Regions from separate parts of the Mus musculus genome. Here region 2 is linked to region 1. A link is a loop called in an ENCODE intact Hi-C map of the cell type or tissue named here. Cell type or tissue: gastrocnemius. All regions are shown on one strand.

The links. Peaks named below come from ENCODE experiments on the same cell type or tissue, not always from the same donor. Only the 100,000 strongest peaks of a DNase experiment are listed, where the experiment ranks them.
Region 2: it touches region 1 in a loop (4-fold over the local background); 2 of 42 quality-filtered maps call a loop at or near these places.

The regions. Positions count from the first base shown.
Region 1 is chr1:155,010,965-155,013,464 of GRCm38, reverse strand. It overlaps Gm41977 (a long non-coding RNA gene), which reads left to right. Exons shown (of 3, transcript XR_878618.2): 3 at 2,038-2,500. Among named protein-coding and RNA genes, the nearest start is that of Gm41977, 8.9 kb to the left of the region's middle. In gastrocnemius, no CTCF peak of the experiment used is centred here; no DNase peak of the experiment used is centred here.
Region 2 is chr1:154,798,574-154,801,073 of GRCm38, reverse strand. It overlaps a transcript of Cacna1e not described here. Among named protein-coding and RNA genes, the nearest start is that of Gm51649, 13 kb to the right of the region's middle. In gastrocnemius, no CTCF peak of the experiment used is centred here; DNase peaks (open chromatin) are centred at 1,551 and 2,100.

The DNA of each region.
Region 1 (2,500 bases):
TCATCAAATGGGTTTCATTTCCTTCTTGGCCACCCAGAGAGGCTATAATTTCTCACAATAAGATAGGGCCATGAGATGAGGTCTGCTTTTAGAAGATGGGCTAAAAGGACAGATCAGCTATGTGGTCCCATCTGCCTGCCTGTCTCTATCTCTGTCTCTCCCTCCCTAATTATTCCTATGTCCACCCTCTCTTTTCAACTTGAATTTGGAGGGCCCTGGGTGGGAACTTCAAGGCCCTGAAAGATTATAGTAATAAGCCTCGAGTTCCTGAATGACTTTGTGGACTGTGACACCCCCAGCCTTAACTCATAGGGGCCTATGAGTGAGAACTCAGTCTTCATTGTGTCAAGCCATTGAGCTTAGGGGCTGATTCTAATAGCCAAGTCCTTCTCATTAATACAGAACACACACAAGGATTTGAATTGACAGTTTTTTAAAAAAAGATTTATTTATTTACTCTATGTAAGTACACTGTAGCTGTCTTCGGATACTCCAGAAGAGGGAATCAGATCTTGTACAGATGGTTGTGAACCACCATGTGGTTGCTGAGATTTGAACTCAGGACCTTCGGAAGAGCAGTCAATGTTCTTAACTGCTGAGCCATCTCTCCAGCCCCCGAGTCGACTGTTTTTATGGGAAAGAGGAGAGATGGTGGAATTCGACGGGAATGTTTCTGTGACAAAGTAGAGAGGAGTCTCCTAGTGACAGAAGGGTGGAGTGTGCTGCCTTAAATTGAGGAAAGTGTGTGTGTGTGTCTGTATGTATGTATATCTCTGTGTGAGTATATGTCTGTGTTTGCGTGTGTCTCTGTGTATCTCTGTGTCTGTGTGTCTGTCTTTGTGTGTATATCTGTGAGTCTGTGTGTATGCAGGTGTATGCTTGTGTGTGTGTCCTGTATATGCCTGTGTGCGTCTCTGTGCCCCTGTGTGTCTGTCTCTGTGTATGACTGTGAGTCTCTGTATGTCTGTGTGTATCTGTGAGTCTGTGAGTGTGTGTGTGTCTCTGTGTGTGTCTAAATTAGAGAAAACTTCTCCGGGGGAGTCTGAGGTTTCTCTCCTTCCCTTTCTGCATCCCTTTGTCCCTCCTGCCTCTATCTTTACTTCCTCCTTCTCTCTTTCTTCCTTCTCTCCTTCCTTCCTTCCTTCCTTCCTTCCTTCCTTCCTTCCTTCCTTCCTTCCTTCCTTCCTTCCTTCCTCCCTCCCTCCCTCCCTCCCTCCCTCCCTCCCTCCCTCCCTCCCTCCCTCCCTCCCTCCCTCCCTCCCTTCCTTGTGGCAGGTTGTCATTGTGTAGCTCATGTTGGACTGGAACTAGCTTGTGGCCTTGAGCTTGCTACCCTACTGCCTCAGGTTTCAGATACTGTCTGGTGGGCCCCTTTCTGAACTGCAGTAAGCAGTAAAGATGACTTTTCATGGCATACTCACTTGGCTTTAGTGACTATTTCACTTAATTCTCATAACATCCCAGTGGGACAGGAGCTGTCACTAGGATTCCCATTTTATAGGTGAGAAAATCGAGGCCAAAGAGATGAATTGTCCCCAACACCAGCAAGCAAGCAGCAGCAGCTTGTCAGAGGCTGTGGATCTCACCTGAGATCCAGCTGTCACCTCTGACCTGCTACTTTCATTTCCCCTTGCATGTGTGTGTGTGGGGTGCGCGTGTACATGCAGCAGATGCACATGTATGCATGTGCTTGCTGGCATTCACACCTGTGTATGCGTGGGAGCCTCCTTGGAGGTAGGGTTGCTCCTTGAACCTGGAGCTTGTGTTTTTCAGCAAGGTTGGTAGCTGGCAAGCCCCAGAAATCCTCTTGTCTTTGTCCCAACAACAGGAGGGTCACAGGTACTCATGGGACTTATCTGGCTGGCTATGTGGGTGCTGAGATCTAAACCCAGGTCCTCATGGGTGTACAGCATGGGCTCTTAATGACGGAACCATCTCCCCAGTGCCTCCAGTTTATTTCTTGTCTACCTTGTCTAACCTCATAGAGTGCACATGGGCACTTATAAAAATATTTATTTTTACTTTTTTTTTTTGCAGTGTTAGGTTTAGCTTCTCGTGCATAATAGGAAAGTGGTTTACCACCGGGCTACATTCCCAGCCCACAGACACCTGAAATCTTGCAATGAACTAGGAAGATAAACCACTGGTGAGTCTGGAGCCTAGAGGTATGTATGATTTGCTGTCTGCAACAGTGCACAGTGACAGCCTATCTCCTCCCCGTGGTCCCTGATGCTGCCGGGAACGGGAACATTCCATAGCTCCAGCATCACTGCTCCATAGAGGGCTGTAGGGAGCAGGCAGGCTGCTGTCCTCATTCCTTAAGGAGAGTGTGTTCTGAGTGGGGGCAGCTTCCTGCACTGAGGGTGTTCTGTGGATGTCAGTGGCTTTGGCACAGGGGCCGTGCTGAGGGAAGTGAACTACTCTTCCTGCTCGCTGGGATCTTCAGGACCCCTCTGTACTTTCTGTGTCGGGTTTAGTGGAACTTAAAGTCGAGTGGGTA
Region 2 (2,500 bases), 210 kb after region 1:
GGCCACACCTACTCCAACAAAGCCATAGCTCCTTATGGTGCCACTTCCCGTGGGCCAAGCACATTCAAACCACCACACACATCCTCTGGGTTCCTTGAGTCCTCCTCTGTGCATATATGTTCTTCCTTTTACCTATGAATCTCCCTATCCTTATCTCCTGGCCCCCATCTCCTGGTGCTTACCCAGAGAGATCTGTCCATGCTTAGCTTCAAGGTCCTGCCCTTCTATACAACTCTCCTGGTTACACCGGGTACATAATGTGGCCCTCCTCTGAGAACTTACAGACATCAGACTTACATCAGTCCCAGCCCATCATGCCGTGTGACAAGAGTCAGTGTTCCTCTGTGTCCCAATGGGTATGACATGGACCATGTCTGGCTCATTATGAGATGCTTGGTACCTGGTGGTTGGCATATGGCAAGCACTCTTTCTAAAGTGAATTTGACTATATTCTCCTTGGTCTGGAATAGGAGAATCCAGCTTCAGGGAGTCATTAGAGCATCTGGATCTATAATGTTCTCTGTGTGTTGAGGTGGATGTGTGTATCATAAGAAAGGCAGGAACCTAGACAAAAGACATGCCTACTTTGTGCTGGCCAGGGAGTCAGGTGGCCAAGAGGGCAGAGGAGCTGGGAACCTGGAATAGGGGTGATGAGGATTCTTTTCATTTAGCCACATTGCTGCCCACCTGAGATGGCGGTGCCTCCTTATAGAAGGTACTGGAATGTTTGTCTCCTGTGTACATACTGATGGCCTCTTTTGAATGGTGGTGTGAAAGCCACACATATTTTGTAGAAAATGTACTTCATTTCTAGAATTTTGATCTTTCCAGGGCTCTTGGTATGTTCCTCTTATGGTTCTGGGCAGTGAGTGAGCCTCACTTCCCAGCCCCAAAATCATGTGGGAAACCTGTCTCACTGTACAGTGTACTGTGTTGTTAGGCCGCGATGTTCAGTGACTTAGACTTTAAATGCTATTTTACTTTGCAATATTTTCTCCTAACAATGGGTTTATTGGGTGGTAGTCCAGTCGTCGTTAGAGGAGGAGTATCTGTAATCATGGAACCTCTGTCATCTGCACTGGACTTGAATCTCATGGTAGGAGTGAATCTTCTTTGCTTAAACTCTGCAACTCTGTGAATCTGGTACCCAGACTAGTTTAGAGTCAACACTACTGATTTTAGCATCTTTTACCAAGCTCGGCCTATGTGCCAGTTTCTTGGCCAGGCCTAGGAAGCATTATTGAGCTTTGAGGGGCCGTGTCATTAATCTTTTTCTCTTCTCTATTTCCCCGTGCCCATGATCCTTCATTCCCTCCTCCTCCTCTTCCTCCTTCTCCTCCCCACCCTTTGTCTCTGCCCACCCTTTTCCTGGCAGAGCAATGTTCTGTGATGGTGCCCGAGATGCGTGGACTGAGCCCAGGCCGAAGGCTGCCCGAGCCCACCCTGTGCCCGGCTACAGGAGGGAGCCCTGAGCCCGGGGCTGCTGGCAGGCGCCGCCACGTCCTGGCTCTGCCTGATGAGGAGGCATGGCGGCCGCAGCAGTGCGCCCTGCTCGAGGCCAATGCCTCCGACGAGGTGGGCATGTTGCCTGCTTCCCCGCGCTCCGCGGTGGCCGGCTTCGACAACTTCTTCCCGGTGCAGGAAGGCGAGGGCCCGGGCTGGGAGGGCAGCACCACGCTGGATGCAGGCTCCAGCCCCTTCCTTCCTGTGAGCCCAGAGGTCATGAAGCGGAGGCGAGGGGGGCTCATCGAGCAGCGGGACATCATCAAGGCCCACGAGGCACACAAGATGCAGAGCACCCCGCAGGCCCGGCGCAAGGAGTGGGAGTGAGTATGGAGAGTGGGCGGGCCCTGGGGAAAGGGTGGTTCCAGAGGCCAGGGAGGAGTGGGAGAGTCATTTGTGTCTATATCCACTACCCTTTCCAGCGAGGTCTCTGTGGTCAGCCAGGCAGTGGTCCTTCTGCTCATCTTGTAGGCTACTCTGAACCTCAATGAGCTCTGTCAATCAAGCTTGGGTTTCCACTGCCCAACTAACCTGTTTAACCAAGCTCTTAGGGAGAAGGAACTGGGTCTATCCCTGCAAGCCATGGAGGACGGATGCCAACTTGAACCATCTGTGGCATGTTCTCTTCAGGAATTACAGCTGCCCTGCCCTTGGATAATCATATTTGGGGCAAGTCTCTTCTCTGAGGGGAGGGCAGAAAGAGAGTTACCAAGCTGTCTGGCCACTCAAGAGCATTCTTCTTTCTCTTTTCATGTTGGACAGAAGTTCTAACTTAGGCTGGCCTGGAGGGCATGCTGCTGCAGAATTCAGTTTAGGTTTTATTTTGTTTTGTGTTTACTATTTCCAGTGCCCTGGTTTTATAACCCAAATAAGGACTCAATTTTGCACTTTAAATCAGTTTTTTCTGTATGTTGGCATGCCCCATGGTCTTTACGCTTTTCTTCCTGCCTGAGATGGGAGAAGTATTAGCTGCCAAGTAACTAGAATGTGTTTTTAG